5 separate regions of the Homo sapiens genome follow, and regions 1, 2, 3 and 4 are each linked to region 5. Evidence: chromatin contacts called from ENCODE Hi-C or POLR2A ChIA-PET data. All regions are on one chromosome and are shown on one strand. The core of a region is the stretch at or near the end of the contact, and the rest is flanking DNA. Distances in the headings are between cores, read along the strand shown.

Region 1 (2,700 bases), core at 149-2,648, 190 kb before region 5:
CAAAATACCGTAAACAGGGTGGTTTATAAACAAAAGAAATGTATTGCTCATAGTTCTGGAGGCTGGGAAGTCCAAGTTGAAGGCACCAGCAGATTCGGCGTCTGGTGAGAGCTTGCTTCCTAATTTATGGATGGTGCTTTTTCACCGTGTCCTCATGTGCTAACAGGGCTCACTAGTTCTCCAGAGCCTCTTTTATAAGGGTACTACTGTATGAGTCCATGTTGCCTTGCTATAAAGGAAAACCTGAGACTGAGTAATTTATAAAGAAAAGAGGTTTATTTGGCTCATGATTCTGCAGGCTGTACAGGCATGGCACCCACATCATCTTCTGGTGAGGCTTCAGGAAGCTTTTACTCACGGCAGGAGGTGAAAAGGGAGGGGGTGTGCCAATTTTTATGCTCCTGGAGAGAGTTGTCTGCATTTGCACCCTGCACTCCCTCTTCTCTCATTCTCATTTAAACTCAACATGATCAGTCTTTTGTACCCATCACACCACCAAAACCATACCGGTCAGGCTCACCAGTATCCTCTCTTGCCAAATCCAGTGGTCAGATCTCAGTCCCTATCTTGACTGATCAGCAACTTTTGATACAATTGACCATTCCATCCTCCTTGAAATAGTTTCTTCTCTTGGCTTCTGGAACATCACTGTCTTTGCTTTTCCTCTTCTCTCACTAGGTTCTCCTTCTCAGTTCCTTTTCTTGGCTCATTTTCTTTTCTTTTCTTTTCTTTTTTTATTTTTATTGAGATGGAGTCTCACTCTCTTACCCAGGCTGGAGTGCAGTGGCGCGATCTCAGCTCACTGCAACCTCCGCCTCCCGGGTTCAAGCGCTTCTCTGTTGGCTCATTTTCACTTGGTCACTGTGGAGTGCCTCTGGGAGTGGCCCTTGGACTTGGCCTCTTCTCTGTCTCCTCATGCCCTGGCCATCTCATATCATCAATTTCCTGACAACCCTCAATTTATATTTCCAACCCACACCTTTCCCCTGAGTTCCATGCTCAGATATTCAACCATCTACTTGACAAGTTTCCTTAGACATCTAATATACATCTCAAATATGACAAGCCCAAAATCGAACTGCTGCTTTTCTCCCTAAAAGAGCCATCCTCATTTCAGTGGACAACAATTTCATCTTTCCATCTTTTAGGGCTTAAACTCTGGAGTCATTCTAAATTCTCTTTCTCTCATGCTGCACCCACTCTGTTAGCAAACCATGTCAGCTGTGCTTTCACAATAAATTAAGAAACAACTACTTAATTCATCAAATTCATGTTGGTCCAGGACAGAAGACCTGTTCTTTCTCTTAGAATCGTTTCACAACTGAGCCTCCTGCTTGTAGTCTTGCTCCTGTGGTATGTTCTCAAAACAGTAACCAGAGTGATCATTTTAAAAGCTGTAGTGATGTGTCATTCTTCCGCTCAAAAACCAGGAAAGGCTTCCTCTTTTACTCAGAGCTTAGAAAGGCCTACAGGATTCTGTGTGACCCAGCCTTCAGACCCTGCAGACTTCATCTCCTGCTCTTTTCCACCGCTTCATTCTGCTTCACCTCACTGAGCCTACTCCTCAGATATAAAGCACACTTTGGTCTCAGAGCCTTTCCACTGCTTCCTCCAGGCAGGACACCTTCCTTCATGTATCCTATTGTTTTCGTCTCTTCTTCAGGTTTCTATTTAGATGTCACCTTGTCAAACAGGCCATTTGACAGCCTTATATAAGATTATAATCTCCTGCCTGTCTCCTCCCACCGACTTGGCTCTCTCCCTTTTATCCTTCCTTGTTGCTGTTCAATAGCGTAGGTGGCCATCTGAGTTACTACCCTGTGTCTTTTCTCACTAGGAACTTGCTTCCATGAGGGCAAGGATGTTATCTCTTTTGCTCACAGCTATTTCTTTAGGACCCAGAGCAATGCCTCAGGTATCATAGGCATAATCCACATTTGTTGGCTGAATTTAACAAAATCCTCACAATGACATTTCAAAATTAGTTGGAATAACCCAAAATTTATACATGAAGAAACTGAGACACAGAGAGGTTTTTTTTTTTTTTTTAATTTTATTTTATTTTAAGTTCCAGGATACATGTGTAGGATGTGCAGGTTTGTTACATAGGTAAACATGTGCCATGGTGGTTTGCTGCCCCTATCAACCCATCACCTAGGTATTAAGCCCCACATGCATTAGCTATTTATCCTGATGCTCTCCCTCCCCCAGGCCCCCTGACAGGCCCCAGTGTGTGTTGTTCCCCTCCCTGTGTCCATGTGTTCTTATTGTTTAGCTCCCACTTATAAGTGAGAACATATGGTGTTTGATTTTCTCTTCCTGTGTTAGTTTGCTGAGGATAATGGCTTCCAGCTCCATCCATGTCCCTGCAAAGGACATGATCTCTTTCCTTTTTATGGCTGCATAGTATTCCGTGGTGTATATGTACCACATTTTCTTTATCCAGTGTATCACTGATGGACGTTTGGGTTGATTCCATATCTTTGCTATTGTGAATAGTGCTGCGATGAACATATGCGTGCATGTATCTTTATAATAGAAGGATTTATATTCCTTTGAGTATATACTCAGTAATGGGATTGCTGGGTTACATGGTATTTCTGGTTCTAGATCTTTGAGGACTCACCACACTGTCTTCCACAATGGTTGAACTAATTTACATTCCCACCAACAGTGTAAAAGCGATCTTATTTCTTCATA
Region 2 (2,700 bases), core at 194-2,693, 150 kb before region 5:
CTCCCGGACCCCGTCTCCATGTACCCTCTTCCTTGATCCTTTCCTTCCAACCAGTGCACACCAGTGCACTCCTGCCTTGAGCCTTGCCGCAAACACGCTTCCCCAGATATTGTGGGACTCATTCCTCCACTATCTGCAACTCTTTGTTCAAATGTCCCCTTCTCAGTGAGTTCTCCTCTGACTGCCCTTTGGAAAATGGAAACCTACCTCAACCCAGTACTTCCGATCTCCCCTTTCTTTCCTTCCCTTCCTCCCTTCCTTCCTTCCTTCCCTCCCTCCCTCCCTCCCTCCCTCCTTCCTTCCTTCCCTTCCTCCCTTCCTTCCTTCCTTCCATCCTTCCTTCCTTCCTTCCTTCCCTCCCTCCCTCCCTCCCTCCTTCCTTCCTTCCTTCCTTCCGTCCTTCCTTCCGTCCTTTCTTTCTCTCTTTCTCTGTCTCTCTCTTTTCTTTCTTTCTGAGATAGGGTCTCGCTCTGTCACCCAGGCTGAAGTGCAGTGGCACGTTCTCGGCTCACTGCAACCTCCACCTCCTGGATTCAAGTGATTCTCCTGCCTCAGCCTCCTGAGCAGCTGGGATTACAGGTGCCCACCATGACACATGGCTAATTTTTGTATTTTTAGTAGAGATAGGGTTTCACCTTGTTGGTCAGGCTGGTCTCGAACTCCTGACCTCAAGTGATCCGCCCACCTCAGCCTCCCAAAGTGTTGGGATTGCAGACGTGAGCCACTGAGCCTGGCCCTATCCCCCCTTTCTTGTACTCTACTTTGTTCTCTAAGCACTTAGCATCTTTTAAGATACCAAATAATTTTTTTAATTTGTTATATTTACGGCTCTTAGTGTCTCCCTCTGCTAGTATGTAAAACTCTAAGGGTGTTGATCTTCATCTGGGTTATTCACTGTAGTATCCTATGCACTAAGAATTATACTTAGCACTTAGCAAATGTTTAATACATTTTTTTTTAAAGTGAGTAAGCGTAGAATATAAAGCTTTTGTGCAGGTCTCTAAAAGTTTTTGAAAGGATATGATCTGAGGCTAGGCACTCCCAGCACTTTGGGAAGTCAAGGTGGGTGCATCTTGAGCTCAGAAGTTCGAGATTAGCCTGGGAAACATGGCGAAACCCCGTCTCTTCAAAAAGTAAAAAAAAAAAAAAAAAATTAGCTGGTCCTGGTGGAGCATGCCTATAGTCCCAGCTACTCAGGAAGCTGAGGAGGGACGATTGCTTGAGCCTCAGAGGTGGACGTTGCAGTGAGCCGAGATTGCGCCACTGCGCTCCAGCCTGGGTGGCAGAGTGAGACCCTGTCTCAAAAAAAAAAAAAGAAAAAAGAAAAAGAAAAAAAGACGAGGTCTGGAGTCTGAGGGAGATGTCACTGGGGGCTGGTCATGTGGAAGCAGGAATCTTCCCCGTGTATGTGGGCATTTCAGGACTGGCAGGAAGCTGGTCCCAGGGGAGGCTAAGCTGGGGAGGATGCCTGAAAGGCATTAGTGGGAGGGAGTTTGAAAAAGACCCAGAGACGCCTGTTTGAAATAAGTATTGGAAAGGACTCTTTAGATTTTGCAATTAGAAAGGCAGTTTCAGTGGAATGATGTGAACCGACTTCAGTTATTTGAGGAACCAGTAGAAAGTGGGGAAGTGTAAGCAAGTCAAGAGACCCCGCCATAAGGAAGCAGAGATTAGGTTGCCGTTTGAGGAAGTGATTTGTTTGAGGTATTTTTTTTTAGCTCCACAAAATATCATGTTTCGGGTGTGAGTAGGGATGGGGTAAATGACACACTAAGCTAATAACATCCAAACCAGCTTGTGAAACATCGTGCAAGTTATATCTGGTTCATACCAAAGAGTCGCTACTCAGTCCAGGCCTCTATCATGCCTGGCACATAGTGTTGAATATTGTATTCAATAAATATTCAACAGTAAATATTTGTTGAATACAGTATTAAATACTATAGAATTTAGACAGGTCCCTGTATCAACAACAGCAACAATGACCACCACCACCACCACCACCACCACAACAAAATAACAAGAATGTCCAATGTAGGGGGTTGCTTTTTGATCCACTTGCCTTTGGCTAGTGGTGTCTTTCTCTCCTTAGCGCCATATTCTTCAGCACTTTTCGGCAGCTGTATGTGGTTCTATTTTGGTCTCCTCTTTACTGCACGGCGATTATGTTTTCAAGAGGCAAATCTTCAGGGTGACTAGAGTGACACGTTATCTGAGTTCTGGATGGAGGTAAAGGAATATCACGGTGAGTCTGGGGAAGCAAGGGGACAAGAGAGTTGGCCAAATGAGGCGGAAAGACCCCAGACTTGCGATCAGAAGAACCTGATGTCAAATCAGATGCATCTTATAGCAAGTCGAGCCACCTCTCTGAAACTTGAATTTAAATGATCTAAGGTCATTTCCTTTGGATTTTATAGAAAGAATAGTGTCAGGAGAAAAAGAAAAACAAGGAACCATGACTTGCTAAACATACTCAGAACCAAAGGTTTTCTTTCTTTCCTTTTAAAAAAAAGTGATATACAGTGAATACAGGCTTAGTTCCCTAATGGTGGCAAATGATGTAATGTTCACAGATGTCCTGGGGGAAAACAGAACAATCAACTTCTATTTTACTCTTACCATTTCTGAGAGAAGTCAGGCAGACTGCATAGGAAAGGAAGGAAAGAAAGAAGGAAGGGAGGGAGGGAGGAAGAAAGAGAA
Region 3 (2,802 bases), core at 286-2,785, 150 kb after region 5:
AGAAACAGAACAAAGGACAAAGGAGGGGATGCTCACTCTGGAATATGGTGGTCAGGAGAGAGAAAGAGATATTTGTGCCAGCTTGAACAATCAGGTCTTCTAGGTGGAAAATAAAGAAGAAGGTTGCTCCAGGTTGAGGGATGAGCATATGCAAAGATACAGAATTGTTACTCAGCCAAGTAGTTTGATATGGGCTGGGGCACTGAATGGTAGGGTGGGATTCAGACCAGATCATTGACAGATAAATGAGATTATCATTCAATGTAGATTGACATAAATCACTTTTTTTTGGAGAAAGAAAAATGATGTTTAATGGCAGGTTTAAAATTACTATGGCTTTAAGAAGAACAGAATTATTGCACTCACTTTTTAAGGACCTGGTTATCTCTCTGAACCACAGGTAATCGGAGTTCAAAGAGTTAACATAGTCTGAAGCCTCTCATTGGTCTCAGGTCCAGAAAAGTTGCTAGGTTACTTTGCAGAAGAGAAACAAATAAAAACACTTTCCCAAGTGAAAAGAAAATTAATAGTAAAAGATGTGTTTAGGGACTTACACATCTGCAGAGCATTGTGTGTGTGTGTGTGTGTGTGTGTGTGTGTAACAGCATTAACACTTAACTAATAAAAATAACTAGGGTGGTTGGGTTTTCAGACTTGCAGGATAGAACTTGTATGAAAGGTCTGGTAAGGAGTGTCAAGTATAATGAGGAATAAGAAAGGTTAAAGAGTTTAAAACCAATTAGAATTTGAAGTTCTTGATTTCAGAACTCTAAAATCCTTTTTTTTTTTTTAAGTATGATATCTCTTTAAGAGCCATTTGGTGTACTTCATAGCCTGATTCATGCCACCAGCTGCCTCTGATTTCAATGAGAAATGCAGAAAATTTATAGGGAACTGTAAAATGGGGACAGATTTTTAGTTTTCTAAATTGAGGTTTAACTGGCAAACTTGTAAAGGTTGAAGAAACCACAGAGCCAAGCTATGGGAAGCTGGTTTCTTTTCTGGTCAGAAGGAATGAACACACAAACACATATCTAACTCACAAAGTGCTGGAAGAGAGAAAGCAATGCTCTTTCCAGAGGAGGAACACGGAAAAATCAGCCTTGTGGGTGAACAGGAGGAGAGTCACATTCGCCAGCAGGCAGCACCCTGTGCAGGCAGTGGGAGAAATCTGAGCTTCAGCAGCGTCCGGAGCAGGATTTGCACGAAGTCTCCCGTTTCAAGTTTTATGTCTCCTGGAGTCCTGGGGAAGGCACCCAGCCCACCCACAGCTCCCTTCTCAGAGCCCTAAGAATTGATGAGAAAGCCCCTCACTACCACATGCAGGACACGCAGGTGAGTCTGTCAGTGACAAGGTCAGACCTTCCCTGCTATTTGACACTGGTCCCCAAAAGGGAACCGTGCCCTCTCCTCCCCTGGCACGTACCTCATTTTCCTGCCTTGGGTGCTCCCGGCTGCCCGGCCTTGGTCCTCCCAGCTTGACTTGCCTGTGAGCTCGTGCCCGGTGTGGTGTCCGTGATGCCTTATCTTTGTTCTGAGGTCCCTGTGTGTCTCTGGAATTGGCTGGCATTCTCCATTCAGGTCACGCCTTCCCCTGCCTGCAACAGATCCCCTCTCCCCCTCTCTCCCTCTGGCTTTTCCTCTCTCCTCTCTCTCTCCTTTGACTTGCTCTTGCACTCCCAGGAACCTGACAACAAAATCTGTCTTCCTACCGAAAAGATCTGCTCCTTCCCTTCCCTCCTTTATCCTGTGTGGCTGACTTCAGCCCTTGAGAGAAAATAACTGAGGGGCTCAAGCAGGTATTTGTATCACTCTGTGTGTGTGTGTGTGTGTGTGTGTGTGTGTGTAGAGAGAGAGAGAGAGAGAGAGTGAAAGGGGACAAAGTCTAATTTCTCTTTAGTCTTTTTTGCCAGATGACTATAATTTTCTGCTTTTCTTCAGGACACCCATGAAAGAAAAGCAATTAAATAGAAACAACCAACTAAGAAGGCAATTCTAGCACCTACACTAGAAGAAAAAAAAAAGGTCTAAATCCCAGAGCGTCTGTCTGCAAATAACTACAGGTTTCCTTGTGAGCAGAGCCCCAAATAACTACAGGTTTTCTCGTGATCAGAGTCACACACAACGACAGGTTTTCCTGTGAACAGAGCCACGGGCCCGGAACTGGGGAAGCACCAAGTCCTGAAGTTGGCTGGTTGTTCCTCCCCATGAGCAATACCTGTGGCACTGTTTACTTGCTCGGAGTGTGTGCGGCTCTACTCCAGCCCAGAAAGGGCCCATCGCAGCAAGAAATCTCACCTCCCCAGGGGTGTAGAAAGACCTGGGCCTGTATATATGTCTATACCCATGGCTTCCGGAGAAATCAACACTAGATCTAAGATGAGCTGAATAATAAGAAAATTACCCCCTCCACAACAACAACAACCAACACTGAATAGGGAGAGGTGTATCTGGGTGTAAAAGTTAAGTTTGACTGTGCACCTTTTCTGTGTTAGACACAGTACTAGTCATTAACATCATCTCAAGTTACTTTTGCAAACTGGTGAAAGTGCTGCTGTTATACTCATTTTACAAGTGAGGACACTAAGGCTCAGAGAGAATATGCCACTTGCCAAGATCATCCAGTTATTTATGACTCCCCACTGCCACTAGCACTAGAAGCTAACAGCTATTGAGTGCTACGTGTCAGGCACTGCTCTAAGCACTTAATATATGAATTCTTTTCAGTCATCTTTATATGTTGTATACATGGCTGGCAATATTCTCATTTTTCAGAGGAAATTGCCCAGAGAGGTTAAGTAA
Region 4 (2,803 bases), core at 66-2,565, 180 kb after region 5:
TGCTTACTAAAGGTGTGACTGGAGTTCTAGTCCAGACCGACTGTATGGAGTCTCTGGAGGTGGGTAGGAACAGGCATTATAAGCTGTCTCTCCTGGAGATTCTGACACTTTCCCTGGACCACACTTCCCCGCCCCCACTCCACACCCACCCTGACAGGGTCTTGCTCTGTCACCCAGGCAAGAGTGCAGTGGTATGATCACGATTCAGTGCAGCTTTCATGTTCTGAGCTCAAGAGATCCTCCCAACTCAGCCTCCCAAGTACCTGAGACTACAGGTGTGCACCACCACACTTGGCTAATTTCTAAATATTTTGTAGAGATGAGGCTTTGCTATTTAGCCCAGGCTGTGGGTCATACTTTTTCTGTGTGTGTGTGTGTGTGTGTGTGTGTGTGTGTGTGTGGGACAGGATCTCACTCTGTTGTTCAGGTTGGAGTGCAGTGCCGGGATCTCAGCTCACTGCAACTTCTGCCTCCCGGGTTCAAAAGATTCTCGTATCTCAGCCTGCTGGGTAGGTGGGATTACAGACATGCACCATTTTTGTATTTTTAGTAGAGACAGGGTTTCATAATGTTGCCGAGGCTGGTCTCAAACTCATGGCCTCAAGTGATCCACCGTCCTTGGCTTCCCAAAGTGTTGGGATTACAGGCACGAGCCACAGTGTCCGGCCTGTGGGCCTACTTTTTAATGCTTCCCAGTTCATCCTCCCCACTGCTGCCTTGACCCCATCCCATTGCTCTCCTCCTTAAAATCCTTCATGGGGCTCTCCTCCTTACAAACAGACGCTAAGCTCCATATCCTGGCATAAAGGACCTTTGGTGATTTGGCCCCTGTGCAGCTCTTGGGTCGCCCCCAACTCTCAAATCTGCTCTGTGCCCCGGAGATATCCTTAACACACCTGCTTGCTCCCACCCTGAGCCTGGCAGTTCCTGCTCTCCACCATGTTTCACTTGCACCCACCTTCAAATCTCAGAGTGGGAAACAGCTCCCGAACAAGAGGAAAGGCCTAAGCCCCAGTGTTGGCTCTGCCATTGATAAGTCACATGACATATTGATTATACAATCCTTGAGCCCCAACTCATATGTAAGCAAAGAGAGGACTTTAAACTGATTTCAGTTTTGGAATACTTAAAAAAAATCAGAAATACAAACTTCGTACAAATGTGTTGTGAAAGGTGCAGTAACAAGTCGTAGCCACCAGAGAGCACTAGAGGATCTCATTCAGCACAAGCGCGGGGCTTTGTCTCCATGACTTAGACTTCATTCTGGGGGTGGTCTACTCGAATTTGGGGCTGATGGGTGCCATCAGCTCCATGCCTAACCTTTATGTAAGAATATTATGAGACAGAGGAGCAGAATCTGTCACTTAAAAACTTCACTTTGGGGGAGGCAATGAAACTAGTCGTTAGTTGTCTTTAAATGCACAAATTTCAAAAGCAGCCCTTTCCGTGCTGGCTGGTGCATTTTGAAGGCTGTCCCAGTACTCCCACCCTACAGCTCATTTTTGGACCTCATATGCCGGACACATGGAGGGAGTTGTTTTGTTCGGGTTCTAGTGGAACCATCTGTACATTCCTCACTCTCTGTGGGGAGCAGGAATTGATCACAGGAAATGACCTCAGCTGCCTTGGGAAAGACGGACTTCCCATCCCTGCGGCTTTGAGCAAATCTGCTTAGTTGAGGGGCTGAGGAGGTAATTCTAGACCCTCCTGTGGCTGGGTTTGAATCTGAGACGCCTCTGAGGATCTGATGAAAGTCATGGACAATCCCCTCCAGAATACTCATAATATGCAGATTATTTCAGCAGCTTCGCAGACCTTTTATCTAGGAACCCAGGCTATGGACTATTTAGGGTTCCTCTCAGCTTTAAGAACCCAATGTCTTATAGTTGTACTTCATAACGAGCTATGCACATTAGCAGCTTTCTAATTTGTAGTAAGACTAAACTCTTGGTTATTTCCTCTGGAGAAGTGGGGGTGATGCATCCCACTGTTTAGGAATACCTCAATAGTGGATCATCCATCAGATCTGGGCTTTCCTATGAGCACTTCAGCCCCTTAGAGAGGGTGCATTCTGAAACTCTCCTGCAGGGGAGGCTAAAGAGCCACACATATCCCCAATGAGTCCCTGCTCGCTGGGGATGTGTCCTGGCCACGCAGGGAGGAAGTGAAGCTTCTTGCCATGTCGGTGTCCACATCTCAGTCCTGAGCTTTCTTTGTAAATCTTTCTGTGTTCTGGGAAGCTCCAGGGACTCTGCCTGCTTTTCTCTGCGCTGTACAGCTCCTCCATATGCTCCTACCTTTGGAGTTCTTTGCATCCTGAAGCTTGTGACCTAGAAGCTTCATAAGACAAAATAGCTAGCAATGACCTTGGGATTAAGATGCTCAGTCTTGTCTTGACTCTGCCGTTTATTAACTGTGGGACTCTCGGCCTCAATTATAAAATAGGAATAATAACTCCTATTTCTTATCTTATTGGGTTCTTTTATTTTTATTTAACAAATATGCACGGAGCGCCTGTTACGTGCCACTCCCCGTCCTTAGCACAGTTGATAGCAATGAATGGGACAGACATGATTCTCTGTCTTGATGAAGCCGACAGTCCAGGGTAGTTTGAGAATCAAATCAGCAAGTATCTGAACACCTTCTGTTAACTACGGAGTGCTCTACTCACACACTCTTCCTACTGCTTTTGCTTGATAACAACAACCTTGATCTAGAGAGCAGTGAATCATTTGAAAATTCGTAACACAGCTCCCTTCTGAGCATATAGCAGTGCCCTTGTGACATGGTGGGTGCAAACTCT
Region 5 (2,842 bases), core at 313-2,812:
GATTCAATGAGCTTTGGTCAGCTCAGCTTTACAACCTCTCAGGTTCTTTCTCTAAGCAAACTCTCTTAGGTTCTGAAATTGAGAAGGCGTGGAGGGTGACTATTGGATTACAAAGCCTTTATGATTCCAACAACTCTCAGTTAATAGAAGCATCCGTCCTGTCTCTTGATGTCCTAGTGACTAAAGACATGTCTAGAGAAGAAACTCTTTTAACTATATTTTTATATAGTTACATGACAGCCTTTGAGAAAATTGAGAATTAAGGCCAGGCCCAGTGCAAAATGAAAATGTTGTGGAGGTGGCGGGGAGGGGAGGCGGGTGCTGGTTTAAAAATTAAGAATTTCAAGATTGCCATAGCAGAGCAAGAAAGTAAGTACAGGGCCCTTCTGAGCCCTATGTGACTGCACGGGTGGGACCCTTTTGAAGCTAGTCCTGGTCAGGGTTTATGTCTCTGGATGAATCCAGATGTGTAAAAGGCAAGGAAGTGGCGAGATTCCTTGGGCTATCTTTGAGAAACGGGGACCTTAAAGGAGACTGCAAAATCTTACCTACTGGAATTAATGGAGGAAAAGAAAGTGTTTGCGCCTGTGAGAACGCCTTGGAAAGAGGCAGTGAGCAGATGAGGCAGATAGGTAAGACACTTGGTTTTGCTGATTAAACCACTGATGAATCAGTGCCACTCACATCCTGGGTAATTCTAGGGACACTAGTTGGACAACGCTGACATCTGAAGAGGTGGCAGGGCGGAACATGGATCCCTTTAAGGCTACTTTATTGTCGATTTCCTCCTTCTCTAAGCTAGAAACAGGGGGTGCCTGAGTGGCCTCCAGAAGCCACTACTGTAGGCCAGGAGCAGTGCCTCACGCCTGTAATCCCAGCACTTTGGGAGGCCGAGGCGGGCGGATCACCTGAGGTCGGGAGTTCGAGACTGGTGTGACCAATATGGTGAAACCCGTCTTTACTAAAAATACAAAAATTAGCCGAGTGTGGTGGCGCGCGCCTGTAACCCCAGCTACTCAGGAGGCTAAGGCGGGAGAATCGCTTGAATCCGGAGGCGGAGGTTGCAGTGAGCCGAGATCACACCACTGCACTCCAGCCTGGGCGACGGAGGGAGACCCTGTCTCAAAAAACAAACAAACAAACAAACAAACAAAAACGCTACTACTGTTGGAGTCGGCTTGAGCTGTGGCATTGTTGTTTCCAGCCCGTGACCCTCACGCCGCCCTGCTCGTTGGGCGGACCGGGCCCTGGCGGCGGGTGAGGAGGAACCTTTACTTACCGGCGCCCTGGCCTCTGCTTTTTTCCCACTCTAGGACGCAAATCTCGATCTGCAAGGGCCTGGGGCGCGGGCGGAAAAGGCGGGCCCAGCTCCCTCAGGTCTGCGTGTCACCGACCCGAACCCGCTCCGTCGTCCTGACGCCCCCGGCCTAGCTGCAGCCACCTTGTCGCAGGGGCCTTGGTGTCTCTGAGACTCCGAGACGCCTCGCCCCCACCTGGCGTTCGGAGGCGGTTGCCTCGCTGGGCGCAGCAATTCAACCGCCGCGCGCCGGATGCTAAGACCGCGATTTCCCCGGATGCTAGGGCGGTGATTTCCCCCGTGACAGGCCCCGCCCCGGCCCCGCCCAGGCCCGGGCGGTCCCGCCCCACTGAGCTGTGGCTCGGGGAGCCGTGGGTCCGACTCCTGCGTGTGATGTGTCACCAAGTTGACTTTGGGGTCCCCCATTCTTCCTTAGTTCTCTATTTTACCTCAGCGCGTTGTCTAGCTGCTGCCTGGCCACGGTACTTAGCACACAGCGTGACTTAATACTGGATAAACGAGGAAAGGATTCGTACGCCCTGGCGGGGCCAGAGGCTCACAGCTTGGGTTCCCGCGAGCACACGAGCCAGGAACCGCCAATGCCTCCAGGGGGCGCTCTCCCTCCCATCGAGCCACCGCCGGGCCATTGGAGACCAGGAGGACCTCTCAGCTCCATCCCTGCGTCTCTAACAATTGTCTCATTTCCCTGCCTGGAGTCAGTATTACCACTCCCATAACACAGATTTTTAAAATGCAACTAAATTTTAAACGAGTCACTTTATTTAAAAACAACATGAACAAAATGGGATTTCTGCTAATGCAAATATCTATACAAATTTAACGATTTTGGTTCTAATTCTAGATGAAAAGTCAAATCTCCTGTTACATATGAGAAAAGTCAAATCTCCTGTTACATATTAGAAGTTTACCTCTTGTTACCTTTACTGCAACTGCAATGGCAGTTTCAACTGTTTCAACCAAGTAATGTAGTTGGAAATGCTGTTATTAGAAGTATATCTTCCCAGCATTTCGGGAGGCCAAGGTGGGTGGTTTACTTCAGGTCAGGAGTTCGAGACCAGCCTGGCCAACATGATGAAACCCTGTCTCTACAAAAATACAAAAACTAGCCAGGCGTGGTGGCGGGTGCCTGTAATCCCAGCTGCTCAGGAGGCTGAGGCACGAGAATCGGTTGAACCCTGGAGGCAGAGGTTGCAATGAGCTGTACTCCAGCCTGGGCAACAGAGTGAGACTGCATCTCAAAAAAAAAAAAAAAAAAAAAAAAAAAAAAAAAAAAAAGTGGATATGACAGTTCGAATTAGATCTAAAACCTTTCCTAATTACACCAGTTAAATCATGAAATCATGCAATAGTAGAACAGGTGTCTTACCTACCTGCATTATCCTGTAAATATTGACATGTTATTCTACATAATCATAAACTGACCGATCACACATATCTTTAAATCTAATCATCATAACTAAAAACTGTATTTGAATAAAATTAGTGTATTTCTAAATCTGTCTTTAACAGACACAAAGATGTAAA

Evidence for each region. A loop is a pair of places that touch in the nucleus more often than their neighbours do. ChIA-PET counts read pairs that join two places held with the same protein, here RNA polymerase II (POLR2A). Pooled maps may share reads with other maps.
Region 1: a loop to region 5 is called in a pooled map, with 2.8 times the contacts of the local background. The contact joins the enhancer-like site here to the promoter of RPL39L in region 5. A Hi-C loop is called at or near these places in 1 of 37 single-sample maps with no recorded cell type and 7 of 50 pooled maps. POLR2A ChIA-PET finds 5 or more read pairs at or near these places in 4 of 52 experiments (CD8-positive, alpha-beta memory T cell, T-cell and WTC11).
Region 2: a loop to region 5 is called in a pooled map, with 4 times the contacts of the local background. The contact joins the enhancer-like site here to the promoter of RPL39L in region 5. A Hi-C loop is called at or near these places in 3 of 37 single-sample maps with no recorded cell type and 6 of 50 pooled maps. POLR2A ChIA-PET finds 5 or more read pairs at or near these places in 6 of 52 experiments (AG04449, B cell, CD8-positive, alpha-beta T cell and 3 more).
Region 3: a loop to region 5 is called in a pooled map, with 1.9 times the contacts of the local background. The contact joins the promoter of MASP1 here to the promoter of RPL39L in region 5. A Hi-C loop is called at or near these places in 1 of 168 maps with a recorded cell type or tissue (psoas muscle) and 2 of 50 pooled maps.
Region 4: a loop to region 5 is called in a map of PC-9, with 2.6 times the contacts of the local background. The contact joins the enhancer-like site here to the promoter of RPL39L in region 5. A Hi-C loop is called at or near these places in 2 of 168 maps with a recorded cell type or tissue (PC-9 and psoas muscle) and 6 of 50 pooled maps. POLR2A ChIA-PET finds 5 or more read pairs at or near these places in 2 of 52 experiments (BJ and IMR-90).

The regions. Positions count from the first base shown.
Region 1 is chr3:186,951,778-186,954,477 of GRCh38, forward strand. All of the region lies in intron 1 of ST6GAL1 (ST6 beta-galactoside alpha-2,6-sialyltransferase 1), which reads left to right. Among named protein-coding and RNA genes, the nearest start is that of ST6GAL1, 23 kb to the left of the region's middle. Within about 2 kb of position 1,399, at least 4 of the 41 ENCODE cell types and tissues checked have a DNase peak (open chromatin) inside an H3K27ac peak, as active enhancers do.
Region 2 is chr3:186,984,473-186,987,172 of GRCh38, forward strand. The region is part of intron 2 of ST6GAL1 (ST6 beta-galactoside alpha-2,6-sialyltransferase 1); the gene reads left to right. It overlaps LOC124906314 (a long non-coding RNA gene), which reads right to left. Exons shown (of 3, transcript XR_007096208.1): 3 at 1-2,219. Among named protein-coding and RNA genes, the nearest start is that of ST6GAL1, 55 kb to the left of the region's middle. RefSeq lists an enhancer at 1,609-1,738. Within about 2 kb of position 1,444, at least 8 of the 41 ENCODE cell types and tissues checked have a DNase peak (open chromatin) inside an H3K27ac peak, as active enhancers do; they include B cell and OCI-LY7, where a contact is called at or near this core.
Region 3 is chr3:187,290,202-187,293,003 of GRCh38, forward strand. It overlaps MASP1 (MBL associated serine protease 1), which reads right to left and starts at 1,536. Exons shown (of 11, transcript NM_139125.4): 1 at 1,427-1,536. The coding sequence starts at 1,431. It overlaps LOC101929130 (a long non-coding RNA gene), which reads left to right and starts at 1,071. Exons shown (of 2, transcript NR_135551.1): 1 at 1,071-1,335.
Region 4 is chr3:187,317,801-187,320,603 of GRCh38, forward strand. No RefSeq gene overlaps it. Among named protein-coding and RNA genes, the nearest start is that of MASP1, 27 kb to the left of the region's middle. Within about 2 kb of position 1,316, at least 5 of the 41 ENCODE cell types and tissues checked have a DNase peak (open chromatin) inside an H3K27ac peak, as active enhancers do.
Region 5 is chr3:187,137,934-187,140,775 of GRCh38, forward strand. It overlaps RPL39L (ribosomal protein L39 like), which reads right to left and starts at 1,563. Exons shown (of 3, transcript NM_052969.3): 1 at 1,280-1,563. RefSeq lists enhancers at 769-1,275, 1,144-1,243, 1,284-1,433 and a silencer at 1,474-1,703.